Linked DNA regions of Mus musculus: regions 1, 2, 3, 4, 5 and 6 are each linked to region 7. The links are chromatin loops, found by intact Hi-C in ENCODE. Cell type or tissue: left cerebral cortex. All regions are shown on one strand.

Region 1 (4,000 bases), 1.6 Mb before region 7:
ACTAAGAGTTAAAAAGTTATCACTTTGATGATTGTAACCAAGGTAACAAATGACTAGGGTGGAATAAGAACATAAGTATCATAACTTCTTTGGCTTTCCACAAGAATAGCATTCCATATAGTTCTGTGATCCAAAGAGATGGAGTCAAGATTATTTTTAATTTATGACCCTGACCATATCAGGTCCTTTATCCTCTCATGAGAAGAATGCTAACATTACACTCCACAATTTATGTTTGTGTGGTGACTTCTTTTCATTTGTTTATTAGCATGGTTTGCTTATGAGATTGAACCAGCCTTGTAGCCTGGCATAGTCTCACTTGGTATTACACATTTTTGGATTTGATTTGATAATATTTTGTAAAGAATTTTAAGTGTTTAGTCATAACATTAGCATGCAAATTTCTTTGTAATGTGTTGCTTTTGGTATTTGTGAAAACTTTATGTGGTCCTCTTCTGTACACTAGGAAAATCTGTGTAGAACTATTTTCTTCTTAAATGTGTGTTAGAATTTTCCAGTAGACTGCATCATTGTGAAGGGTTTTCATGTTCTAGGGAGCCCAATATTACCCAGACCAAGTGTTTCCTCCTGAAAAGGAGAGGAAAGATGGGCCACCAGTGATCCTTGCCAGCCTCCATGGCAACAATGTGTTTAGGGGGTCCCCTATTCTTCAGAACACTTCTGATTTTCTCCCTGCCACTTCAGGCCATCATTTCCCCCAAATGAAATCTCAGTCTTTGGAGATAGTGTGGTAAGAGGCTTGAGTTTTAGCCACCATCTTTTACATTTTGAAATCTCACTCATTCCTTCCATATCTAGGCATGGAGACGTTACCTCACTATGTTGTGAGGCTAGAAAAAGGAGTTACTTACAAGACGTCTGACACGGTAGTCAAAACTGATTTTAGGACTTATTAGAGAACACAATTGTGTGTGCGATGCAATTTTATAAATGTATCCTCATAATTGTATAGTGATTGAATCAAGAGATATTGTTATTTCCATTACCTTGACCATTTATCACTTCTATGCATGGGTATACTCAACTCCTCGCTCCCCTCTGTCTTCAAATGTACAATGACTATATAACTCAGGGTGAGGAACCTGAGCACTTACCCTGTATCCCCCTGCATCCCTGTACTCTGGCATCGCAGGCTTTCAGTGAACTCTTCTTCCTTTCTCAGGAAATGGAGCCCCTTTGCTCATTTGAAAGGCTGTTTGCATACTCCTGAACCTGAGAAGTACTTCCTAAAGGGAGTCCTAGACACAGATGAAGCTCTCCATTCTCTGTCTGTCCTCTATTCTCCCTTTCCTCCTTACGCCTTCTCTTCAGACTCCAAGACCAAAGCTTTCACCTTGAAAAGCTTCATTACACATTACAGAGTGGAAATGATTTGTAGATGGGAACACTCTGTTCTAGTATTCCAGCCCTAGCTTCTTGCCAGATTCAAAGAGGACTCTCTTTGTTAGTGAGCCTCCTGAGCCTTCCTGACATGAGCAAAGTAAAGGCAGCTATTTAAATTCTAACTCCAGTCTAGAAGGATAGTTCTTTTTGATTGAAAAAAAAAAAAAAACCATGAGTCAGCTGCTTAGAAAAATGCATCGCTGATGATCTTAGTACATCAGAGCAATTTCATCAGTCTAGAAAGCACATTTTCAGGAGGCAAGACTGGCAGGGCATGAAGGACAGAATATTAATAAAGCTGTCAGAGGTGGTAGTGCTGTTTCAGTTCTGGGCAGCAGAGGGAGCTCTTAGCTCCTAGTTCTTAAATTCAAATTTGGCAGGAAGGCAACCAAAACAGTGTCCTTGGCCTTATCTTGGCAAAGTGAATTTGGTTTACATCACTAGGAAAACTGGAAAAGCAACACTTAGTTAGTTACAACAAGAACAAGTACAACAGGCAAGATTCACCTTGAGAAAGACACTGGTTTATATGTATGTTATGAATTTTAATGTATTTAATTCTCACAACAGTTTGAAGGATAATGTAAGGGTAAGTGTGAGTATAAGGGTTACAATTAGGGTTAGGGATCAGGTAAGTGTAGAGGTTAGTGTAGAAGTTGGGGATAGGGTTGGGGTTGGGGTTGGGGTTTAGAGTAAATGTAAGGGCAAGAGTATGGGTTACAATTCTGGTGATATTAACGAGGTAATATTACTGTGTCCTTTCTGGGGATGAGGAACCTGAGGCTCAGGGATATTAAATGACTTCTCTAAGGTCTCAAAGGAATGAGTAGAGATGGGATTTGAATAGAAGACCTTTGACTCCAAAGTCTTAGCTCTTAATTATGAATAACATTTTATTACATAAACATTCGATCCCATTTCATGTTGCAAACAGTTAATATGTGGTAAGTACTTTTTCCTTCTATTGTCTCACACACACACATGCACGTACGCACACACACACACACACACACACACACACACACACACACACATGAGTTGGGGGGGAAGAGAAGGAGGAGGGAATAGAAAGGAAAGGACTTAGAGAGAAAAGGAAAGTACAGAACTCTTTAGACTGAAAGAATAGACAACTTGTTTTGGGTCTTTAGTTGTTTAAGTATTCTACAGACATTTTATTTCTAGTATGTAAGATCTTATGGTTGTATGCTCTTAACCACTGATGAGTAACATAGAGGGCATGGTAAGTTTGACCCAAGCCCCAGTCTTCTGTCTCTAAGACTAGTACTATCAAATATTCTGTTGTACCCTATAGCCTTCCTCTATACTAAATTTTGCTATGAGAGGTCATGAGGTTCAGACACCACCCTAATCTCACCTCTTCTTGAGCTTTGGTCACTGAGTCAGAAATATAACAACAGCTATTGATTTCATTAAAACATCCTGTTGTGTCTAAAAGATTACATTTCATTGCACTTCTTTTCTGTGATGTTCCTTGAGGTCGGGTCAGGAAATGTTAATACAAATATCCCATTTATGGATGAGCCCTCCTAATCTTCTATTTTCAGAATAGGGCATCTCAGCATCGTTTGTTTCTTACTGGAAGGAGAAGAAGAAGAAGAAGAAGAAGAAGAAGAAGAAGAAGAAGAAGAAGAAGAAGAAGAAGAAGAAGAAGAAGAAGAAGAAGAAGAAGAAGAAGAAGAAGAAGAAGAAGAAGAAAGGAAAAGAAAAAGAAAAGAAGAAGAAAGAAGTTTTTCTCACCAACACTAAGAAAAACACACATCTGTGCTTACAAACATAAATATTTAGAAAGTAATTTAATGACATTACCACTTAGAAAATGACAATACTAGACTCCTCTGAAATGCCTCTAGCTGTACTGGCCATGAGCTCCCTGCTGTGGAACAAGCCTCAAATTTAATCAGTTAATATATTATCTTTATAATAGTCATGACATTATTGCCCTAGTGGATACAATTTGCTTGTCAGGCTAGTATTATAGCAGTGAGCCTTCCCAGATCTTAGGATCGCTTTTTCCAAATTTCTTACTCCTATTGAAGTAGATCTCAGACAGTGAAGTAATTTGCCTTTATCATCGAGATAGTATATTGGAAATCTACAACTTAAGTCCAATTTTCAAAGTTTCTTTTTCTAAATCAGATTCTACTAATACTATGATCTCACCCAGATGTGATTATCGTCCCCTATCTAGCTCCAGGGCAATGTCAGGACTTTATAAATAGGTATACCTACTTCACATGGTAATCTTCTACCATTACATACTACAGTTATTGGAAGACACAAAAATCACAATTTCTTGGTCAGTGTCTCCATTTGAAACACACTTGAAGAGTTGGTGTTCTGAAAAGAGTCTGTGTTTGGAAAATAGTCCTGGTTCTCTCACATGTAAATTGTGTGATGTTAGTCAAATCCTCAGTCTTTTCATCTGCCATATGGGCCTCTCATGTACCTGGTGGTTTGCTGCAATTGTGAGATGATACACATACTATGGGAATAGAACCTAGGGTGTTAGCAAATTCCGGCAGAATCCAGGTCAGTGTGACTAGAAAGAACTTTTTCATATCTATTCTCATTACAT
Region 2 (4,000 bases), 1.3 Mb before region 7:
TAATTTATATGGGAAAGGGATTTAAACAAAACAAAATAAGGGTATTACCCAGAATACCCAGTCACTTATGGTCTACAATGGTAGTAAGAAGGTAACATTGAAGTTCTTATCTGGGAAAAACTAATGGGCTAAGAAGAATAAAGACATATACATGATGTGCATGCATCATGTACACATAAATATATATGAATAAGATGGATTGCTTGATGAATACAGTTGCACTGAGTCAATTGTATAAGCGCTTTTGCATACGAAAAAAGTAAAATAGTAGGAACAGACTTTCAGTAAAACAAATATGTGTTAGTCCACAGCATATAATTGTTCCATCATGTAATCCAGGCATACTTAATCTGGTTCTTACAAAGTTCTCACATGCTCTCCAACAATAGGGTTTTTTTTTTTCTAGCACAATGAGAAACATGTGATGATCTCACTGTTTTCTGTCTATGATCTCCACATCTCCACCCTGAGCTCCATGCAGCCCAGGCTTTTTTCCTCAGCTGGCAGGCACAAACCCCAGATGCCAGGCTGTAGAGGATATGTATTTGCTGCATCTGGTTTCTTAGCAGATTCGACAAGCCTCTGTGCTGGCAGCTGAAGAAATGCCTTTGGGCTGATCACATGGTGAAAACTCCCAACTGGCTGGAACAATCAGCAACTGTGATTCAGCTGGACACTGGACGGTTGATTTTGCCCATCCTCTGATGTCTTGGATAAGTGATTAGTGGCTTTTGTCTTGAAAAGTATGCTCCCAAATGACAGTCCAGACCAAGAACTAGCCTGTACTCTCACCTCTTATAATCTTATAAGTTGTACACAACTGAATTTTGTTTCCTTCATCAATGAGAATTTTCCCAGAAACATGGACTACAGAATGTCTTTCACATAGGATGCCTGTCACAGCAGCACTTTACATTTGGAAGGAAAATTAAGTCAGTTAGTAAAGCTCCCTAAATTTTCTGATGAAAAAAAAAAAAAGCAGGCTTTGAAAAGGGAGAGGATTTTGATCAGATACATAGAAAGCAGAACAAAGCAAAGCCCACTGGCACGAATGCTGCAAATGAGCACATATAGAATGAAAGATGAAGAGCAGAAAAAAATTGCACCTGAGGATGAAAAACCACAGCCAAGTGGTTTTGTGTATTCTCTGTATCAGGAGAGGCACCCTGTGGACAAGAAGACAAGTAAAACAAATATCCTGTGCAAGTTACACTAATGGGGGCCACCTATTCTCAAGGCCTGAACTCTTACAATATAAAATTCTGTAATTCCACTCAGAATTTATTAATATGTGACAGTTTAAATAAGATAATCCATTCTGTATGCAACAAGATTATGGATTTTAGAAACAAATGTTGAGAGCTTGTCATATTAACACATACCGTGCTTTATAAGGAGTGGTTATCATAACTTAGAAGGTGAAATTGCCAATAAAGCAGGAGTGTAAGAGCAGGGTCACAGAGTGAGTTTTCTGACTGTGTTCCTGGTGGGAATCATGTAATCAGCCAGGGAGGATGTCCTGACACACATAAGTGCATCCACAGCTGCCACAATTGTACCAATTCCCTCAGCTGCAGTGAACAGCCATTTCCAGCAGGGGACATCCACAGCTCAGACAAGAGAATCTTGTCCAGCCCAGAAATGATGAATGGAGATGATCCAGCACTTAGATATGAGCCAAAAACCAGCCAGGACGACACTCATCCCATAGAAACCAAAGTTCTGGAAAGAAGACCTTCCAGAACTCTTGAACTGTGAGCAGCTACGAATGCCAGTAAATCTGAGTTTCTCTTACTTTATTTACAAGCTGAGGCTGGACAAAGACATTGAACCTTGCTAAAGGAGTGGGAATGGGGGTATGACACATTCTCTTGAGCCTGTGACAGATCAAGGTAACCAGGTGCCAGAGACTCACAGTTATGGCACAGCCATGCTGGCAAGACTGTGTGGCTTGGAATTTTCTTTGGCTGCTATCTGGATCCCAGGCTTTGTTTATTATCTGCTCAGGAGCCAGAAAGAAGATGGCTACACATTAGATTTGTCCTTATGACAGTAGTAGGCTACCACATATCTAATAACCATCTCTGGGGGGGGGTGTACATGTGGTTACATAACTAGATTTATATTTTACTCTGATATGTAGATTCAATTTACCCACCCTGTGAAGTAGGCAAGTTTATGGTATAATTCTCACACTTCAGTCATTTTTGCTAAATTCTTGTCATTCTGACCAACTTAGTGCTGCAACTCAAGCCTAATGTGACATAATCAGTGTATGTGTTTGCTTCCTATCGGGATCAGCAAAGAACATTGCAATGAGGATGGCAGTGTTAGGAATGTTTGAAGGTGTTTTTATTTATATTATCAAGGAATGATAAAGTAAATCAATAGAAATGTACACTCAAACTTCCTTTATTAATTCCATGGGACAGATCATTGCTGAAGCCTTCTACAGTCTTTGAATACTGAAAATATTCATAAATATATGAAATTTTTGATGATGTATCCTGTATATAGTTTAATCTTTGATGACACCATGTAGTCTTATCAAATATCTAATTCAAATGCAAAAAGTGAATCAATTTCTTACTTACAGTTTCTGTCAGGCTCAAAAGTATAAATACTTCCTCTAGGGAAGGCTTCATAAAAGAAGGTCAGGGCACTGAAAACAGAGTAGGAAAGAGATACAACTTACCAAACGATTCTATAATGTTTCTAGCATATTTTAAACATAATCCTCCAGGAGTATAATAATAAACATGATAACAAAAATAATTAAGAACTGGTGAATTCTCAATGATCAATGTTTTATTAAAATATAGGGATTTCTCTCTATCCTATATAATCATTTAAAAGTGTATAGAAGCCTGCACAATATCCAGCATGATAAACACAATTACAATGCAAGGAGAAGTCCAATGGTCAGATAGAAATTTTTAAAAAGGGTTGGGAGCCTCCAACCTCAGAGAGTTACTGAGGAAAATACTACATGAAAGCTACTGTGCTTTACATGGAATCAGCCATACACCTCTCCCTATAGCCTGAACGTATGCTTCACTACATCGCAGGGCAGTCTCGAACAGAGGAGAGGCTGAGGCTGAAAGAAGCAAAGGGACTCATTCAAGTTCAGTCAGCTGATCTGGGCTAAGAAGATTGCCTGGCTTTAAACACTGCAACAAATAAGGCAACCACCACTCAAGAGTGTTGCATGGGAGGGGGCAGCAGAATTTATAAATATAGGTGATGCACAAGGATGCCTGTGAAGGAAAGTGATGGCTGGACCTGAGAATTTGAACAAATGCATTGCTTTTATGATTTACTTCATTAATGATTGTGGATCTTTGGACACTGTGACATGTGCTCCTCTGAATATCAAAGTCGAGGTCCTGGTGACAGACATTTCAGCTGAAGAGAACAGTGCCATGGTATTTTACTGAATCCTAGCTACTAGTGGTACCACAGTTAACAAGGACTGATACGATAAGATAGATTAGCTGCTTTTTCTAGTTATCACTCCCTCTGGTCCTATCTCTACATTCCTTTCCCCAGAAGATAAGGGGAAATTCCCAAATAAGAACATGAGTATGCAAATACCAAATTATGTTCCTCTCAAGTTAAAAATGCAAGGCCAAAGTATAAGAACTGAGTTAGTACATGCATTTCTAGACTGCATGAAACTTCTACCACCAAGAATACTGGCAAGCTGAAGAGGAACCTACTAAAGGTGAATTTGTATTCCTATGAAAAACATATTTTCTGACTACCAATGCTACAAGTATCACAAATATGTACAAGGAAGCAGAGATATTGTTCAGTTATGGAATGAACGCATGAAGCCCCAAGTTCAACCCTCCATACTGCAAAATAACAAGGAACAATAAAAAAGCCAAACAAGAGCCTGGTGTGGTGGCACACGCCTTTAATGCCATGAGTTCCAGGACAGCCAGGGCTATACAGAGAAACCCTGTCTCGAAAAAAACAAAACAAAACAAAATAAAAC
Region 3 (4,000 bases), 650 kb before region 7:
GGTCAGGGACATGACAAAGCTCAGTTGACAGGTTAGGGGAAAAATGGGCCAAGAAGCTGGCACTGGAATAGTGAGTGGCTCTCAGTTCCAGCTCAATCAACAGGCTCTGCACTGAAAAGTATTTCAAGGCCTCCTCTGGCTTTGACAGAGGATGGCCACAGTCAGCCAGTAATGTTCTCCATCAGTCTGCAAAACTACGTCTGGTGTCTAGTCTCCAGACTAGAGGCCGGATGAAATTGTAAGGGTGAGACAGAAGCAAACCCAGAGAGGAAGGTGGCGGAAGCTGAGGCATTGACAGTAGGATCTTCAGGGCCATACCAGGGCCTATAGCATGGTCATGGGAAGATTTGGCTGAACACAGAACAGGACATAGTCTAATATCCAAGTATTTAAATATAGCTGGCATTTTTCTCACTGAAGAATATAAGCAGCTTTGGAAATATATACTTGTTAGTGAAGAGAAGGGTATGTGGTTGGAAGAGCCCTTGCCTGTTATAACAAATGGGAAAACAGAGTGAGCACTTCCTTCCCACCTACAGCTTCCACTTCCCCAAATTAACATGGAGGCTTCCTCTAAGCTGACAATTCACCTGAACCTCTGAGCTCACTGAGCAGCCATTCATGGACCATTTCCTCCAATGGGGTAAGAAAGTGCAAGTAACACCTTGACTTCAGTGGCCAGATCTCTCCCTCTCCCTCTCCCTCCCCCTCCCCCTCCCCCTCCTCTTCTCCCTCTCCCTCTCTCCCTGCCCCCTCTCCCTCTCTCCCTGCCCCCTCTCCCTCCCCCTCTCCCTCCCCCTCTCTCTCCCCCTCTCTCCCTCTCTAATCTTGCATGTGAATACATGGATGTGCTCATTTCTGTATATATTTGTACATATCATTATATGTTCATTCATACATATATGTATGTGTGTGTGAATGTTCCAGTGCCTCCTACAGGCTGAGCTAGTGCTCTACCACTGAGCAATCCCACTCACCTTCCCTGAGAACCTTCGACATGGGACCTACCCTAGATTGGCACATTTGGATTGTCAGATATAGTGAGCATAGGTACAGTGTTGAATAGCCGACCTCTAGAACTCACTCACCTGATGAGCTGAACACTGATGCTATTGAACTGTCAACCGGACATTTGCTTGGTTCCTAGACTGTTTGTGGCAACTACCAATCTCCTGTTTTATTACAAGAATTTGATGTTGAGATATTGTAAGAGTGGAACTGTGCAATCTTTCTCACTTTATCACATATATTTCACTTAACATAATGCTTTCAGGGTTCACAGCCTTCTTTTAAAGGCTAAACAGCATCCCATTGCATGAATACGAATCTCTTCTTTTCCACTTGTCTTTCGGGGGACATGATATTTCTGCATCCTCCTCACTTTGAATATGGCTGTAGTAAACTAAGGAGGGTTAATATCTCTCTGATATCCTGATTTCAAACCTCTAGGATAAATGGCCGAAAGTGTTGGATCCCGTGGCAGTTCTGCTTTTAACTTTCAAGGTACCTTCACACTGTTTGCATTCACACTAACACAGCGCGGGATTCCAGTTTCTCTGCATTCTCTCTTAACTCTCTCCACATCGTCTCCTAAGCCTCTCTGCTCTCTGTTCTCCAGAGCGACAGTGTCCCGGCAGCCCAGCAGAGAAGGATCAATCAAGTCACGGTTAGCATAGGTCTGAGTGTCCGTTCTCTATGCCCCTGCCCACACCAGCTGCGTCATGGCTTTACGCAGAAGAATGAGAGATTAGAGACCGACCGTGAGAATCCAAAGCTTGCAGAACCCCTCAAAAAGGGGAAAAGCCTTTGTCATCAAAGGAGTTAATGAGCACACGTCTCTGCAGGAAGCCCTAAAGAAATGAGTGTTCTGAGTGTAGAACATTCACTTTACAGTAGGTGGTGTTATTGTTACATGCTCATACAGACAGTACTAATTAACAATCCTAAAGGCCACATCATTAAATTATCTTCAGCTTAAAGCCCTGCAATGTTTAGCACATCCCAGCAATTCAATTATATTCAAGGCAGTAGCCTGAATGTCAGGTACTCTTCTGTGGCCAGCGAAGAGCAAGCAGCTCTCAAAAGCAGATGAACCCCAGAAGGAGAGAACAGCTCTGACACACACACACACACACACACACACACACACACACACACACACACACCCTTGTCCCTCTTCCCAACATACATGCTAGATGGGAAGCAAAGATAAATTTCAAAGAAAATGCAGGAGTGAAACACGGACCTTACCAATTCTATATGTAAAAACAGGAAGACTCTGACAAGATCTTTAAAATCTGACATGAAAAATCGGCTCACTGCCCTCCCATCTCCTCAAGGTCCCCTGTCTGCATTTTCTTCTGAGCCTTCCTACCTCCCTTGTGATTTCTGAGCACAGCACACTGTGTCTGGGGGTTGAACTTGGACGACTTTGTAGCTTGTGGCTGGGCTTTCCCTGCAGTGAGCACTCAAAGGAGAGCACAAAGCTGTTCTGTTCCTCACCCTAGGAGACAGTTCCTGTGCAGAAAAGGCTTTGAGAGAGAGAGAGAGAGAGAGAGAGAGAGAGAGAGAGAGAGAGAGAGAGAGAGAGAGAAGTGGGCTCAACCTCATTTGACCTTCCCCATGCAGATGAGGTCCTGTGTGTAGGCTCAGCGCATCTCAGCAGGCCAAGTGACCTCCATTGGCAGGCAACACCGTGACACAACCTCTAGGTCGAAAGCTGCCTGTGGAAGAGGAACATCTATGGGTCCACTGATTAGCACACAAAGAGACAGACAGAGCCAGCGGGCAGCTGGCTAGCCAGGACACTCATCTGCAGGCACAGAAGCAGCAGACAGAGCCATCTGCCTCAGTTTCTCTGAACTATCTCCCTTAGTCGCCATCTCTGTAGAAACCATTTCAGCATCCATCCTTACTCCAGTACCACCCCAGTGTTCCTCGGGAAGATCCCACAAGATCCTTGGGGTCAAGCAACATATGAATCTACTTATCATGCTCCATTACAAAGAGTACATCCCAGTAAAGATTTCTGGATGGTATGAGAGCTGGAGAGAAGGTTGAGGGACAAACAGATGACAGATAAATGGCCAAAGCACACCAAAATGATCTTGCTCCCCTCTGTGGGAACTGAATCCTCCCCTGATAGTACCAAGATGGATCCTGGCTCTCCAGAGAGGAAATTGGTGACAGAAGCCAGTCTCTCTCTAAGATGAACATCGCTATCCAGTCAGGATATTGTTGCCACAGACCCAATAGAGCTTTTCTTAGTTTCCCTGCCTATGGTCTAGACAGGTACTGCCAGACATCAAATAACCTGTCTCTGGGCTTTGCAAACTCATAAAGCATTGTTGAGATCCTGTCTCTACCATGGCATCTTACAAACCTACTGGATCTAAGACAGCTCCAACACAGGCTCCAACCATTTACATGTGGAGGAGAATAACAGAACTGACTTCACAGGCTTTCTGTGTGGATTAATGTTTTGTGAGACCCCCGACATGCTCCAAGTCAATAGGAGGCAGCCTATAGATTGGCAAGTCCCTAATCTCTATAGAGACTGCCATCATTGTGAAGTGTGTTGCTCAGTTACATCATTCCCAAAAGGATGGCAGGGAAGAGCCACCGAGGCTGGAGGGAGTGCCCCATGAGCAGACGAACAGGGGCTTAAGAAAGTATAGTCTCTGGTTGTAGCTGGTTTTAAACGATGTCAGGCAGGCACTGCTGAGAAGCAGGTCGTGACGAGAGCAGGCAGAGAAGTGAGGAGGTTTGGCTTATAGTTAAAGCCTTTACCCAAGTGGACAAACATGAAGAGACTGCCTGTGCGTATGAGCTGAGATCGCCTCTGGGGAACAAAGTCATGAGATTACACTGATGCTGAAGTTCCTTGTGCCTCCATTTGTGACACCACTGTCCTCTGAGTCTCAGTTTACATCTTCTTGTGGCCTCACTTGACGCCAGCCTAATCCTCCCTACTGAAAATAAGTCCTCTCTCTTCTGAGGA
Region 4 (4,000 bases), 740 kb before region 7:
CAGGGGGCCTAAGCAGGGGAATGGGTAGAACGAGAGGTGGATTCAAAGACAGAGCAATGCTTCCTTTTCCTATTCCTTCAAGGGGGTGGGGGTGGGGTCACGTTGCTATTTTACATTATACGTAGAATTTACAAATTTTCTCCTTGTCTTCCTCCAGATGGTCATTTTCATAACGCTGCGGTTGCACAAGGCTGAGAAGGACTTGGCCGGGAAAGTTGGGGTGCGTTTCTGAAAGGAACAAGTGTCCCTCAGGGGACTCACTTGCTGTGCTATCACAGGTTCCTTAGACTTGAGACAAAGGGCATACAAACACAAATAAGCCCCCAAAGATGGAGAGAAATCCTCCAAGTCCATGTTATTAGAAGATTACAACAGGACGGGGGGGGGGGGGGTGGTCACAAAGAAGAGGAAAAATTGCCTAATTTATTGTATGGTCATCCCTAAGTGCAGCTTAGAAGCCATGCTTGAAATGAGAAAACACCTCAGGCTCTAAAAGACTAGACATTACTTTACTGAAATTGTTTTGGTCAAAAGGAGCTAACTGCTGTATTACCATAATGCTAAATAATTAAATGATGATGATACCAATGACTATAATAACAACAATCCCTATTATAATTAAGGAGTGGTCCATAAATACAAAGAAAGAAAAAAAAACCAAGGTAACCTCTTTGCAACTTAAAGACCTGAACCAAAACTACCAAAGCATAATTAGGTTGAAACTATGCCTAGGAAAAATTCATTAGCTAGATGAAATGTTAAAACCACAACTCGTCAATGATCGCAGTTGCTCCCTTCGAGAAATAGTAATCAATTCTCCCACGCCCTGAGGTACCCACATAGAGGCCTCTGGGTACAGAACTGTAGACAGTCACCAGTGGGAACTTGGGGACCCAAAGGTTGCTCAGCTACAAAACAAAACTCACTAAGAGTTTTCAGTGTCACTCTCACACAGGTGTTCTCTGCAGTCCCAGCCCAGCCCAGCTCTCAGGAATGGCAGCTACCAAACACAAGTGACCAAAGAGAATATTCTGGTCACTTCCTGTTCCCTGTTAGTCTTCAGTAAGTGGCTTGAATTCAGTAGCTGTCTAGACTTCTTCCCATTTAAAAAAAAAAACAAAACAAAACATTTTTCTAGTATTTCTTATAGATAGATCCATATTATTACATTTTTTTCAGGCCAAAAAAATTTTTGGCATAACTTAAAGTAAATTCCTATAAATAAGATGACTGGGTTACAGTATGGAAATCAGAGTTAAATTTTCCTGATTGAATAGACTCTTATATCAAACTTAACTGCAACTGTGTAAAATGAATTGATAAAAGACTGCTTACTTTATTAATAAAGATTGAAGATGTCCAGAATTCATTTCTACGGCATCGAATAAAAAAATGTAGTTATATAGGCTAGTGTTGGCTAGAACGCACACCGCGCCAGCAATGTACTACTTTACTCCCATGAAAACACAACGAAACACAGTGCCAACTGAACCAGAAAGCAAGGGACTCTGAGGCTGGCGTCCTGTATTTAGGTTCTTTCATAACCAAATTAACTAATGAATTAATTAAAAATTTTAAAAATACACAACAACAATAACAACCAAAACCACAAACAAGGTATAAAAAGAGAAATAATTTTCCCCTGGAATCTTTTTTTTTTTTTCTCCTTGGAAAACCTGTTCGGTTATTCCCAGATTTAGTTTTAGACTCTTTGCTTTGCTTCCAAGGGAGATGTGTAGCACAGCAAAACCTAAGCAACAAACACTTTCTAAAATGCGCAGTTCACAATCTTGAGGAGGGTGGCTGTGAAAGACAGATACTGAATCAGACTTAGAGTCTGAGTTGGGGGGAGGGAAAAAAAAGCCCCAAACGTTGCATGATAGTCTCTAAGCAGTTCCATCTGTCAGGCAGAAATTTTAGGCTAATAGCCTGTGGCGATCTCCCTCCGCAGTCCACTACCTGCCTTTGTCCTATTAAATCTCTTTATTCTCCTTAAAAAAAAAAAAAGCAAGGGGGGGGGGGGTTGTTGGAAGGAAAGGAAAAACCTTGCAGACCAAAATCATCTGAGTGATGAAGCCCTAATTTTAACCACCTCCCTTTGATGTGTAGCAGTGGGCTCTTGTTTTAAAGAGAGAGAAGGGAAGACAGTTCTAGCAGCAGACTCCTCATCTCCACTTCACCTTGCCACTGGGTCTGGGAGAGATTGGTTCATTGTCAAGGAGATTTTTTTTTTACCCATGATTCCATATGGTATGGACCGGACTACATGTTGCCCCACATGCCACTGCAAATGTTTTCTCAATTAGGTGTCTTATCTCCCGTGAGTTAGCATCAGATGAAGCTTGCTGACAGCGTAATGGCAGGGAAAGCTTCCGACGGCTCCATCAAATGGCAGCTTTGCTACGACATCTCGGCCAGAACTTGGTGGATGGTGAGTTGGCAGCCGGGACTGCCTTTTTTTTTTCCTCCCCCCCCCCTTTTCTACTTTCCCTCCCTCTTTGACAAAATGTCCCAGACCTCACATTCATCAAACTCACATTTGATTTTTTACACTCTTCAGTGAGGCTGCCTCGCACTGCTTGCTCTTACCACCCTCCCTCTCTCTGCCACTGTGCAACTGGAGTTCCCAGTAATGCTTGCCCTTGTTTTCCATGGGACGGTATTTGGTGTGGGTTTTTTTTTTTTAATATTAAAAACATTTTTAAGACTGTCAAAGTTTTAAGGTGGAATTCTGTATTTTAGCTATGGATGTCTGCAGATTAAAAGAAAAAGAGCTGTTTGCCCTGCCCCTTGGGTTTCGCGTCTTCTGTCTAGCTTCACACCCTCCTCACTTTTGATTTTTGAGAACTATGGGGTCCATGGTTCTCCTTGGCTGTGAGATTTTACTAGGGATGCATATCAAACCTTGGACTGGTGCATGCAAGCCCTGCCTGTGAGAACCCTTTCATGTCCCAGTAATTGGAATGCTTTAAGTCACCTGTGAGAGTACTCTAAGGCTCCATTCGTCATTTTCCTCAGGGGACCAGAGCTCTGACATCTAACTTTTCCATATCTGTTTATATCGGAGCAGACCTTCCATCTCTAAGAACCACCAACTTCGAGTGGAACGGACCCACACACCCTTTCTTTCCATTTCTCTGGGCACAAGAAAGTTTCAGGAACTCCTAACTTGTAGCTGCAGAACGAGTTAACTCACATGTCATGGTCAACCAGGCCAGACAACCTTTGACTTCTGGGATCTCTAAGGGTTGGGGTGAAGTGGGAGGATGGACAATAGCTCATTGTCACAGGAGACGCTTGTCCTGTGAGGAAGAGAGTCCCAGAATCATTGCTGTCCTCGTTAGGGTGGTGTCCGTTAAGGATTAATTCGTTAGCACCGCATTCCTAGTTTTCCGTAATTATTATTCTTACAGCAAGCGTGAATTCATCCAGGGAGTGAGAAAAAAAAAAAGTTTGCTTCCAGGACAATGAATGTATTATCCGTTCCTAACTGGACCGTGAACTTCAGCTCGTTTCACATAGATATCAGTTTAAGAAAAGGAGAGTGTGTGTGATGTTGTAGGGGGAGTCTGAGGACTGGGATTTCAAAACAGGGCATGGTTCACTGTACGATCTACAGAAAAAAGCACTCTCCCTTCCTGGACAAATGGTGCTATCCTTTTGGCAAGGCGTAGGAATTCGGAAGACTGAGACTTTTAAAAGTGAGCTACTGCAGGATTCTATTCGGCTGCTGCCTGGGACTCAGTATGTCCATTCCAAGGACTTGAGTAAAAGTAGTTGTGGGTATGTGTGTACTTGTCTATTTTCTCTCGTAATTTCTTACCTAGACGTCTGAAACTTTACCAGTGGCTACAGAACAGTATCACAGAGCGCTTTTGGCTAATGAGATTCGCAGTCCTCTATCTCTTACGACCCTGAGCGTATTCAAGGCATTTATTTTCCCATTAGACTTTCTGCCAGCAAGAACAAGGTTTGCTTGTATGAGATGGTCATATTGCTT
Region 5 (4,000 bases), 320 kb before region 7:
GTTTGTGTTAGGATGACAAAAATACCCAGCACAACACACCATCCGAACTGCATAAAGAAGTTGAGTCTATGACCTTACCACAATCACAACTAGTTGTGACCCCATACAGTGTGGAGACTCCATATTACTCAGAAACGATACCCTTGTCTTAAACTGTTTCTCTTTCCAGATACATAGTGCTAGCCTTCTACATGTGATAGTAAAAATATTTACTTCCCCCAGGAGTCCAGTGAGGTTCTCACTGTGATGGGGTAGGGGGAGCTGTTTCAGTATTTGCAAACGAAGAGTCAAGTTAAATAACTACTCTCATGTCTTTGCCTGGGAGAGTATCATCTCCACAGTGGTGGCAATGACAGAGCAGCTCAGTCTCACGAGTTCCTAGGTGAGAGTTAGACTAGACAGCCAGGCTGCTTGACAATAAATGCCTGGAGCAGATGCTAGGAACTGCTGGACTAGGGACTCTGGCCCAGGAGAGCTGCAGGAAGTCACAAACTCCCTCACCCTTGCCTCCCGCCAGCACCCTTTAATTTCTGCCTTTATCATCTAATGTTTGTGAACTGTAGCAACGGAGACGCTGGCGCTGAGAGTATGGATTTGTTCTGTGGCCCATCTCCACACGTGGCAGGACCATCTGAAAGCACTTCTAGTTATTTATTACCTTGTTCCACGAGAGGGAGAAAACACAGACCACTGCACCCTGGGCCAGAGAAAAAGAAGAATTCAGTACAGGGGAGAGGCTCCCAGGAGCGCCTGGGGTTCCGAATCCCTGAGGTTGTTTTAGCATAATCCCATGAAGGAGGAGACAGGAGCCATCTGTTGAGAGGTGCTTCACTACACAAAGCCCTCTACTACAGGCATTTCCAGATAGGCCCCTCCCCTGAGCTGCCAAGGAGAGCCCATTCTGCTGGCTGCTGAACGTCCCTGCTTCAAGGGCTCTCTGTCAAACCCACTCTTGTTTATTTTGTGCCAACGTTTCCTCAAAGTACGTGCTCTGAGGCTGCCAAATGTCCCTCCTGGTGTGAACTCAAAAAGTTCTGTCCCAAACTCCACTCCTGCTCATTTCCTTCTAAAGTGCTGAGTGTTTTCCTTGAAGTTGCTGGAGAGATTCTGAAACCTTAAAGGCTTCCGTGGGAAAGAGTAAAAAGACCACAGATACACACACAGGCCATTGTGCCTCTGCTCCGGCCTGTTCCGATTGCCAGCGTGGTTTGTTACACCCAAACTGGCTGCAAGGGTTAAGTAAACTTCGTGGCTCGGGATGACTTCACAGCCCTGGAATTCTGCAAAGCCAGGATTCTCAGTACACTGTGGCTGGCCTTAGAGTCTTTGGGTGTGAAAACCACTCTCAGCTGCTCAGCCTGTGCTGAGTTCCTGCTACATGGCTGCAGAATCTATTAAAGTCCAGCAGATGAATTGCCCTGGCTCTGCCACAAAGCCTGGCTACCCGATGGACTTCGGGGTTCCCAAGTTGTTTGTCAATGGAGAGTGGCAGTGAATGGAACGGGCCTGTGCCTCAGCCTGGCATGAGGTGGCACCCTAGCGGCTGTTTTCTGCCTTGGGAACGTGCACTGCTGAGATTCTCACACAGGAATCATCATGGGAGTTCCGAATGCAGTTTGTTCTGAACTTCTTTTTCAAGTCCTTGGTATGGCTTCCAGCGCCCATACGCAGGCACTTAGGATTTCTGACCAGCAGTTTTGTAAGAACCAATGAATCTAGTCTAACCTGACGTGTAGAAAGAAGTTCTGGGGCAAAATTAACTCAGCTAAGAGAGGCACAGTAAGAAAATGAGACATTGGTAGGGCTAAGCTCAAACTTGAAAATACAAATTGTCCTTATCTGGAAAGACTAATGAAGAAGCAGGCCTCAGATGAGAAGTCCCGGGGAGGGGGCATCTTTTGAGGGTTACCACTTAAATAGTGGCGGTTCTTTCTACCTTTATTGGAGGAGGATGACTTAAAAACTTCCTAGTCTGAGCAGGCAGCCTGCTGGCTCTCTCCTCTGTTAACACACACAGTAACAATGATCATGGTACAGAAATTAATTTTTTATACAATTTATACTCTTAAGCAAGAAACCATTTAGACTTCAGCATTAAAGGAAGAAACAAAAAGACGATAATAAAACGTCCACTGCAGCCCAGCCCGGACCGTCACTGTGACCTTGCCTTTGTTTGGCATTACACAATTCAATGGCAGGCCACTCAAACTATGCTCTCGATCAATATCCTATTAAAGCAGCACAAAAAGTCTCCATAAACTTAGTGGTTAGCTATGTTTATAAATGGAACTCGGCATAATTAGATGGTCAATAGCAGGCTCTACTAGTAATTTTAAAATGAACATCACACATCTTATGCATAGAAGCCAGAATCAACCCCTCTGGAAGGAAGGTCTGGTGTGTAGTAGACAATAGGTTGGATGGCCTTTTTAAAAAAAATCTTCTCTATGTCCAAAATGCAGCTTCTAAAGAAAATCTGTTAAGTAAGCCATATAATAGAAAATTCTAATCGGTCCCTTAAGGTTTTTTTCGAGTCTAAGTCACTTCATTCTAAATGTATTACACCATGGGATATGTTTCATTTTCTAGTTTTAATCAAGCCCCCACACAGAGAGGAAATAATAAATGTTGCCACACTCATAGAAAAGGGAAAAAAAATCAGTCTATCTGGCTTAACTAACAGATTTCCTCCCAGTTCAATTCAATACAATTTTAAAATAAATGTTGAAGTTGAATTATTTCCAAAGAATGCTTTGTCATACAATTTTTATTTCCTTGATTCATTTGGGGTGAGTGTTTGAACAGTAAAGCAGGAAGCAAATGGAGTGGACCAGCTGCACTAGGGTTTCTACCATTCACATTTGGGTGGCTAACCTTGATGTCTATCCCTTCCCTTCCTCACCAACCAAAAGACGATGAGCTACTAAGAGGACACCCCCACCCACAGGCTACTTTATCCATAGCTGGTCCCATCCGACCATGAGATATATGTGTGCCCTGTGTTGAATATATGTCCTGAGCAGTGTGTGTGAGCTACTGTGTAGGTCACACTTAGGTCAGAGGGAGTGTGCTTTTGACACTGGGTAGCACTGTGCATGTGTGCCCTGTGCTCTTTGGTATATACATACTCCTGCCAGTCCTGGTTAGAGCTGCTCATGGCTGGGTTTGGGCCATTTATCTCTATCCTCAACTGAAGGGTCTGCTAAATTTCCCAGACTCATGAGCACTCTTATGATAGACACTGGATCTTGGAAAAAGAAACACACACTATACTTTGATATGCATACTAACTTGTTGTCATGGTCCCTGTTTCTCTAGGTCCATCTACTGCTAATCTTTTCTAAGTAACTTCTACCTACATAGTGTGTGGTTAACACAGACTATCAAACACACACATGCCTGTAGGATGCCAGGAAATAGTTCAGGATTTATAATAGGGGTGAACATTTGAAATTTAATAGCTGTGGGACTCTGGTCAATATTTGCAGTGCCTCTTGCCTGTGTTTTCTTCGTAGGTTATAATTATTTAATACAAAATATTTAAAGTAAGTCCTGGCTATAGGCTGAGCATAAATCTGAGTGCTAAACTGGGGAGACCTCTCAAGAACACAGAGGTAACATAACAGGACGCCTCATGTTGGATTAGTGAGAGCTCAATGATGGTAATCACCTTGATCATTACTGGCTTAAGCCTTTGCCCTTGATCATCTACTGTGTGTTCTTGAGCTGATCCTGGAGCTGACCACTATCAGCCAATTTTATTTAAAAATATTCACATGTGTATAATTATGAGTGACTGATTTGAGGACTGTGTCCTAAAGCTTGGTTTATTACAGCCATTTAGTGGTCCCGTCAGGTAACAGCTGTGACAGAAGAAAACATACTAGTACTGTTCTTACTCATCTATCTAGAAAAGTCTTATTCCTCGTGATTTTTAGCCAAATCCTACATTTCTGCCAACATTCTGGGTAGCTAATGGGAATTTAGTGAACAAAGGACA
Region 6 (4,000 bases), 760 kb before region 7:
GTTATTGTCATTGAGATTTACACTTCCAAGTCACAGACCTCCAATAAGGAAAGACAGAGCAGATTTTAAATTTGAACTTGAAGGCAAAACCATAGAGGAACATCACCTTACTGGCTTTATGGCACGCCTGTGTTTAACTAGTTTTCTTATGCAGCCTGTCTGCCTAGGGCAGTTGGGTCATGACCCATTTAGGGGATGAACAATCCTTTCATAAGGGTCACCTAAGACTATGAGAAAGCTTGGATATTTATATTAGGACTCATAACAGTAGCAAAATTGCAGTTATGAAGTAGCAAAAGAAAATATTTTATAGTTGGGGGGTCACCACAACATGAGGAACTGTATTAAATAAAAAGTCAACACATTAGGAATGTTGAGAAACACTGGCCTAAGGAATGGTGCCCTCCACAGTGGGCTGGGTTCTCCTACATCAATTGATAATTAAGATAACCCCCCACAGACATGCCTCTGCCAGCCCATCTTCTGCCATCCCTCAATTGAAACTTCATTTTCTCAGGTGATTTTAGCCTTCAAGTTGACAGTTAAAGCTAACTAGGACAGTTGTATACAACAGCTCTCAACACTAGAACCTGATAGACACAGACACCCATATGTTCTCCACTATTTTTTAAATATATTTAGGAAATATGGGGTTCTCCAGTACAAGACCTTGAGTAAAATGTAATACTGCATCTGCTCCTAGAAGCCTAGAGCCCCGGGATGGACCATGTTGAATAAGATACGTTGTTAATACAACTGTATAAAGATAGGGAGAAGGTCTCAGGCGGCATATGGGAAAGAAGACTTAGTGTCTCCGCACATGAGGGTGGGGAATGCTTTCATTTCTCATTATTTAAGAGACAGAGGACGATGATATTAGCAAGATGGTGGAATCAGAAGCACCAAATCTCATTGTCCTCATAGAAAGAGTGACTATAATATGACACATGTGAGTGGGAAATGCCTTCATGAGAACCCTAGAAATAAGTTCAAAGCCAAGAATAGTCATGCTGAGAGTGGCAAACCAAGTGCAGGGACCCGTCCTTAATCCCATCTACTTAGGAAGCTGAGGTAAGACGAACACAAATTCAAGACCAGCCTGAATAGTACTGGTCGATCTGGAAAAAAAATAAGGAAACTAGGAGGGAGTGTGGAAGAGAGGGGGAGGGGTAAAAGAGGTGGTAGATATAAAGAGAAGATGTAGTAAAAGATGCCGTTCCATATCAAACGTCTCCTTTTCCAGAGTGCAAAAGTCCAATTATCAGTCTCTTCCTTGGGGGGCGGGGGGGAGGGCAAAGAGAAAAATAGATTTTGCATTCAAAGTCTCTTCTCTCGAGGAACTAATTTCCTTCTCACATACTTCACAGTGTTCATGCCTAGGGGCTGCAGAGAACAAAAGTGAGCTCGGCAGCTCATGTCAGTGCCAGGGAACTTGTAATACCACAAACAGAAACTGGCACAGCCTGCCACCTAGGGAGTGAGAGCCCAGCTTGTGGCTCTGGGAGTGGAAGGGGTGAATGGAGCGGACATGTGTCCAAAAAAGAAAAAATCCCAGCTCTTCAGGGACCTTCAAAGAGACTGGTTTCTGGCTTACCCAACACAGGTTCCTGATGGTCCCCAAGGCCTCAGGGAAAGGCACATAGTTTAGCACGTTGGAACTTGTAATACTACAGATAGACACTAGAGGGAGGAAGAGATTACAAACTGAAGACTAAGCCAGCAAAACTCTGCCGGGCTTATTCATGAAAGCATAGAAAAATGTATCCCTAGACAAATTTGACGAGGTTCTGGAATCTTGACCTCAAATGACTGTGGAAGTCTTTCCTTGTACATAGTTGAAGTAAAATGATATAGAGGCAGGTGTGTTTCAAATGTACAACCAAATACAAAGGTACAAGGCATACATAAAAACCTGAGAAATCATGGCCCAACCATAGGAACAAAAGAATCTCCAAAGCCTAACTTCAGGTAATGGAGTTAAGTGAATGACCAAATTAAGAATTCAAAATATCCATGTTACATTCAATCAACTCACAAGAACATAATGAATAGAATAACAGTATCAAGTCTCTCTCTTTTTTTTTTTTTAAATAACCAAACAGTGATTTCAAAGCTAAAGAACACAGAATAGAACTGAAAATTCACAATGGTAGTAACTTCATTCACAAGATAGAATCAGCAGTCACAAAGACATTGACATTATCCAATCAGAAGCATAGTAAAAATGAACACAAAAAGAGAATAAAACAATCCTACGGAAATGAGAGGCTATCATAAAGTAGAGTGGTTAGGAAAGAAAGCGATGGGAGATTGCCATAGAGTTTATTGGGTTCTTGGATAAATTCCTAGTGCTAAAAACAATAAACAAAGATGAGAGAGAGAACAGAAAAGAGGCAGATAATAAGATGGTGTGAATAAGTGACCCTGTGAGGGAAAATGGACATCTAGATGTCTAAAGGACCCTAGCTGTGATTAAACCAAAGAAGCGCATCTGAGAAATTACAATCACATTGTCAACAATCAAAGATAGGGGATTTTGTAGGCACAGAAATAAAAGTGACTTGTCACATACAAAGACAGCCTGGTAAGAATAAGAAGGGATTTCACATTGCAAGCTTGCGGGGCAAACGGAAACACAATGATATGTTCAAGTGCTAAAGAAAAATAGTGTCAATCAAGAATACTACATATGGCTATAGTCTCCACAGAAATAAAGCAGAAATACCTTCCCAGATAAGTAAGAGCTGAGGGGTTTCATCACCACTACATTAATGAAAATAAGAAATGCTAAAGATAATTTTAATTGAATTTAAAGGATGATAAAGAGTCCCATGAAAGCAATGAAGGTAGAAAGCTCAATGGCGAAGGGAAATGCATAGTCAAGTAAATGCATAGACTAGGGAAATACCATAATAGCAGTGTGAAATTTCACCTCATACAGTATTTCATCTATGGTGCTGGACATAAATGAAGAATACAGCTTTAAAACTATAATTTGTGACATTAATGACAACACGTAGGGCTGAGGATGTGGCTCAAAGTCAGAACATTTACTGATTACACACAAGGTCTGCCCATTCCCAAAATAATTCAGGAATAAAACAAAACATAAAACTTGCATTCACTGTTGAAAATAAGCTGAAGTCATCTTAAAGTCAGTGTTATAAACATAAGTCATGCTACACAAACCCTGCGGTGAACACAAAGACGATACCTTTAGATTATGGACAGAGAAGAACAAGAAGATGCTAAGTATCCATTACAAAAGTAGACAGCAAAACAGAAAGGCAGAGAAAAGACCTCAAAAACTGTAAGACAGACAAAAAGCAATTGCTAAAGAGATAGTCTAAGTTCTTCTCTATAATAAATTTTTTGAATACATCGATCAAAGCTCCTGGTCATAGAAATGGAATATCTGAATGGATTTTGAACAAACAAGATCCAACCGCTTGCTGTCTCCAAGAGATACACTCTAAAGATGTGTAACGGCTAAAAGCAAACTATAAATGATGTTTCTTACAAACAATAATGAAATGAGAACAAACAGAGGTTGCTCCACACATACCAGAAAAATATATTTTAAAATGTAAAATGTCATGAAAAACAAAAAAATGATAGATAGATAGATAGATAGATAGATAGATAGATAGATAGATAGATAAATAGATAGATAGATGGATAGGTGATACATGGGGGGGGATAAAAACAGTGAATTCAGCAGAATTTGTAGTCAGAACACCCAAATGTATGAAGCAAACATTGATAGAACCTGGGAAATATACAGTAACACAATAAAAATAAAAAATCATAATATCCTACTCTTAATAACAGACAGGCCATTCAGACAGAAACCTGTGAGCCAACAGTAAGTTTGAAAAAACTAAGAACAGATGGACAAGATCCACATATAAAGAACGTGGTGCCCTGTTGCCTCAGAACACCTATCCCCAAGTTCAAAAGGAAATTCTATAGTATAAATAGAATGTTAGGGAACAAAACA
Region 7 (4,000 bases):
CTGTGCACACGCTGGGGTACAGGAGTTTTCATCTGTGTGCTCATCAAACCTTCATTAGTAGAAGACTCTCCCTGAACTATGGAAAAGTCACGTGTGAACACAACCTTAAGTTTTTCCTTTCCACTCTGCAGACATACTTAGAGATGCCTGCCAATGGAGCAAGAACTGGAGAAAAACAAGCTGGCCCTTTGGGATCATTTAAGAACCAGGTGTGTTTCCTTATCATCACATAGAGTTTCCCGGGCATCTTTGGTGTGCAGGCTAGGAGATAAATAAAGATACATTCCTGGCCTGAGCAAAGAATATATTCTCTCAGGGGATAAAGGGGAGGAAGGGAGAGAAGGGGGAAGAGAAAGGAAAGGAGAGTGGAGATTGGGGGAAGGAGAGAGAGGAAAAGAGAGGGAGGTAGGGAGTGGAGAGGAGGGGTGGAGAAAGGGAGAGGGAGGAAGGGAGAGGGAGAGAGAGATCAGCACAGCACAGCACAGCACAGCAGGTATGTCAAGCAACTTTGTCCCATTTAACTTAAGGCAGGATTACTGACTACAGAGGTACCCAAGCACAGGCACAGCCATGAAAGACTGGAGAGGGTGTGTTTGAAAGACGTCTTTAAAGAGACCAAACGTTTGCTAATCAGAGAAGAGGAGGAGGAGGAATTCTAAGAGCGGGCAACAGCCCTGGGAAAAGCAGAGAGGTAGCTGGGTACTGAGGGTCAAGCCCCCAGGGAAGAGCAGAAGGTCCTGAATCCAGGCTGGGAACGAAAATGTGACTTCCGGTTCTCTTCTGGAACCTGTTAAACTCTTACCAGTGTGCAGAGGATACTCAACACCTGCCCTAGAAAGTTCTAGTTTTGAGACTCAAATACAGATAAACAAGGGATCCCTAACTGCAACCATGGTCTCATGAGCTCTGTGTTTATCTCCTGGGGTTGGGAGCACCTCTCTCTCCAGATCCATTGCAAGTGGGCACTTGACCACTCCTAGAACTCAGATCTTCTAGAGGGCCCAAAAGATGTGGCAATGGGTTCTTGTGGGCTGGTGAGTGCCGACAAGAGAAGGACTGTAGAATTTAATCTCAGTCGGCAAAGCAGTACCATTGCTCTGGTGTGACAGTGACCTCCACCAGAAAACAAAGAACGAAAGCGTGTGTGTGTGTGTGTGTGTGTGTGTGTGTGTGTGTGTGTGTGTGTGTGTGTACGTGTGCGTGTCCTTTAATTTTTAATAGCTATTCAGACAGTCCTTGGAGAGGGAATTGGCAGGTTCAGCGGGAGGCTACTCCCCCACCTGTCTCCAGGCACTGCAGACACAGCTGCTGCGGAAGGAGACAGTCAAAGCTTCCAAGGAAAGAAATGGTGCGGAGAGCTGGGGGTGGGAGGAGGGCGCCTTTCACACAAGCCCACTGGGGACTGGGCCTGTCTAGCAACTGCAAAAACAAGCCAAGAGGACACAGTCGGGCTCTATACAACTTCATGTTAAGTAAAATCCATTCAAGAGCCAGCTCAAGAGCCGCTTCAAAATCATTGGGGTTTTTTTTGTTTTGGTTTGGTTTTTGTTTTTTAATGGGAGAGCAAGGTAACCAGAGCTTTGGTGAGGCCATGGTCAGGTTTTGCTGCTTGAATCAAGAGGAGCCCTGAGGATTTACGCGCTGTCCTAAGACTTGAAACCGAGTACACAAGACACAAAACTTCCCCGTACAGTGCCTAGCAATGTCTTTATCTGTACTCCCCTAGGCTGAAAGGACACACAAGGTTGGGTTAAAGTTCAACTCCCAAAGAAAAGGAGGAAGGGGGGTTGGGGGGAGGACAGAACGAGAGAAACAGCGGAGTCTAAGAGACGGGGAGGAGGAAAGACTGGGGTGGGGACGACAGAGAGAATAGCAGCCCGGGCCAGATTTCAACTGTCCTGATGCAAATGTTAGCAATTCTACGGTGGCCGGGGGCTCGCTGCTCCCCCAAAGTAAAGCAGCAATTAGAAAAGGGGAAGAGGCCGTTTTAGAAGATGAAAACTAAAGCAAGGAGGTATTTTTGGTATCGTTTTAATCACAAAATAGCATGAATGTGGTCTGTGCCTGCGTGCTACACAAACGTCGATTTCAATACAACTGAACGCTAGTTTGAAAATTTCCATTTTTGTAATTTGCTTCCCTTTGTTAGGCCAAGATTTGAGAGAAACCTGGCAGCGTCCCCAAGCCTGGCACGGGATCGCCTCAGACGCACTCGGCTGCTCCGGAGGCGGAGCGCGAAGCATCGGACCCGGCGGGCGGAGCCAAGCCAGCGGGGCGCAGCGCAACGCCTTCCGCCAGGGCGTCTGCCGCCACCTACCGGCGACCAGGCAAGCGTCAGTGCGACCCCAAAGCAAGCTGCTGTGAGCTGGCTGGACCTGGTCCCAGCCACTAGCAACAGCATTTCCAACAAAGGCCACCCGTCTTAGCCTACCCAGCTCAGAAACTCCTGTCTAAGTGCTCTGCCCTAGGAGTTGATCTAACTGCTTTATGTAAACCCAACCTGAGGACGAAGGCAGTCTGTGATCCCAGTATACGCTCAGCGAAGAGTGTGTGCTCCCACAACAGTAGCGTGAATGAACATATGAATGAATGAACCAACCTATTTAAAAAAAACAACAACAACAACAACTTTCAGATATATTTATGTTTGTCAGACATTTTGTTGGTGGCTAGTAAAGTCTACAATAACTGTGTGTATCCCCTCTCCAATGTGTGCAGCAGTAATGTACAACTGCCAAATTCATCCCATAGCCTCCCTTTACAGTTGCGTAAAGACGGGTTCCTGAACGTTAAGTGCTTTTTCCTATGTCAGTTTGCTGGTCATAGACCTAGTTCAGACCTACATTTTATTGACGTGTTTGGTATTTATTTTGTAAGGAAAGAGAATCATTTCATCTTTCTGTAAGCTAGCCTGCCCTGACACATATTCTTAGCCGACTGGCTAAAGGAGGTAGCTGGCTCCACCAACTACCTATGGTTGATCCCTGAGCTTCTGTCCCAGATTTCTTCTCTCAGCCAAAGCAGCTGCTCATACACTTTCGTTCCAAAAATCAAGTGTTGCTCCAAGCTAATGCCAACTGGTCTAAAGGTAAGAGTCTATTTCTTAGAGCCTAAAGGAGTCTTGGAGATTGTGTGTTAGTGAACTGCAGGCAGGTGCATTTTCTTTGAATCAACACACGTTGATATCCAGTATTGATCCTATAGCACCTCTACTACTCCAAGATGTGCAATAATGCAGCTATTGAGTTTCCCAATGACAGCTAGACGTGAAGATAGTATCAGTCAGTTGAAGTAGAACTTTTGCTGTAGAAATTAACACCCAGAGTCTATAATATAAAGGGTCCTTCCAGCATAAGGTTCTGACTTCGTTTTGTCAGGTGACTATGATTCTGGGAAGGCTGGGATCCAAAGCTGCAGATTCAGACCACAACCCACTGACCAAGTGGAAATCACATCACTGTGAGGATAGAAACACATCCTAACTGTTGATCGTGATGGCAATGGTAGCCATGCGTGATTGTTAAGTACATTCTACATTCCAGGCTCTGGGCTAACTACATGATGTATAGAATCTCATCTGTCTTCACAGAAGGACTATGAGGCTTTCCATTTTTATCCTGTTTTCATTTTATCCTGAATGAAATAGTTGAAGCTCAGAGAGTTTGAGAGGCTCAGCTCTGGTTCAGTCCCCAGTGGTGAGGAGCCTACCTACTCGAACTCCTGATTGACTCCGGCTCCTAACCTTAACGTGATAGGATAAGTTGCTCACCCTGCACTGCCTCCATTCACTTCCCCATCTCCAGTGCAAAGCTCCAGAGTGGGTCCCATGCTTCTATTGACAGCTAGTGAAGGCATGATATGAATTACCTGTTTCTTTTTCATAAGCATATTCCTAGATCCAGCCATGGTCACACCTCCACTGTTTCACGGAGGGACTCAGTGGGACTGGTTCTCAACTGGAGGTCAGTCTGACATCCCAGAGACAAATTGCAATGTGTGG

The links. Hi-C counts contacts between places; a loop is a spot of excess contacts. Peaks named below come from ENCODE experiments on the same cell type or tissue, not always from the same donor. Only the 100,000 strongest peaks of a DNase experiment are listed, where the experiment ranks them.
Region 1: it touches region 7 in a loop (2.8-fold over the local background); 5 of 42 quality-filtered maps call a loop at or near these places.
Region 2: it touches region 7 in a loop (4-fold over the local background); 5 of 42 quality-filtered maps call a loop at or near these places.
Region 3: it touches region 7 in a loop (3-fold over the local background); 8 of 42 quality-filtered maps call a loop at or near these places.
Region 4: a loop joins it to region 7, with 2.6 times the contacts of the local background. A loop is called at or near these places in 4 of 42 quality-filtered maps.
Region 5: it touches region 7 in a loop (2.7-fold over the local background); 7 of 42 quality-filtered maps call a loop at or near these places.
Region 6: a loop joins it to region 7, with 3 times the contacts of the local background. A loop is called at or near these places in 20 of 42 quality-filtered maps.

The regions. Positions count from the first base shown.
Region 1 is chr4:96,704,024-96,708,023 of GRCm38, forward strand. No RefSeq gene overlaps it. Among named protein-coding and RNA genes, the nearest start is that of Cyp2j5, 42 kb to the left of the region's middle. In left cerebral cortex, a CTCF peak has its summit at 1,732 (motif pointing right); DNase peaks (open chromatin) are centred at 1,464 and 1,738; H3K27ac peaks cover 402 bases.
Region 2 is chr4:97,036,250-97,040,249 of GRCm38, forward strand. No RefSeq gene overlaps it. Among named protein-coding and RNA genes, the nearest start is that of Gm27521, 120 kb to the left of the region's middle. In left cerebral cortex, a CTCF peak has its summit at 1,586 (motif pointing right); a DNase peak (open chromatin) is centred at 1,600.
Region 3 is chr4:97,674,305-97,678,304 of GRCm38, forward strand. It overlaps a transcript of Nfia not described here. Among named protein-coding and RNA genes, the nearest start is that of E130114P18Rik, 92 kb to the left of the region's middle. In left cerebral cortex, CTCF peaks have their summits at 938 (motif pointing left) and 1,893; DNase peaks (open chromatin) are centred at 1,972 and 2,499; H3K4me3 peaks cover 406 bases.
Region 4 is chr4:97,579,642-97,583,641 of GRCm38, forward strand. The region is part of intron 1 of E130114P18Rik (RIKEN cDNA E130114P18 gene); the gene reads right to left. It also overlaps a transcript of Nfia not described here. Among named protein-coding and RNA genes, the nearest start is that of E130114P18Rik, 2.9 kb to the right of the region's middle. In left cerebral cortex, no CTCF peak of the experiment used is centred here; DNase peaks (open chromatin) are centred at 2,356, 3,144 and 3,705; H3K4me3 peaks cover 1,435 bases; H3K27ac peaks cover 2,894 bases.
Region 5 is chr4:98,003,028-98,007,027 of GRCm38, forward strand. All of the region lies in intron 4 of Nfia (nuclear factor I/A), which reads left to right. Among named protein-coding and RNA genes, the nearest start is that of Gm34218, 18 kb to the right of the region's middle. In left cerebral cortex, CTCF peaks have their summits at 249 and 1,540; DNase peaks (open chromatin) are centred at 928 and 1,476; H3K27ac peaks cover 1,284 bases.
Region 6 is chr4:97,563,286-97,567,285 of GRCm38, forward strand. No RefSeq gene overlaps it. Among named protein-coding and RNA genes, the nearest start is that of E130114P18Rik, 19 kb to the right of the region's middle. In left cerebral cortex, a CTCF peak has its summit at 1,685 (motif pointing right); a DNase peak (open chromatin) is centred at 1,639.
Region 7 is chr4:98,320,160-98,324,159 of GRCm38, forward strand. It overlaps 0610025J13Rik (a long non-coding RNA gene), which reads left to right and starts at 1,197. Exons shown (of 3, transcript XR_376450.3): 1 at 1,197-1,348; 2 at 2,150-3,088. In left cerebral cortex, CTCF peaks have their summits at 2,315 (motif pointing left) and 2,516; DNase peaks (open chromatin) are centred at 987, 1,340 and 2,245; H3K4me3 peaks cover 1,212 bases; H3K27ac peaks cover 918 bases.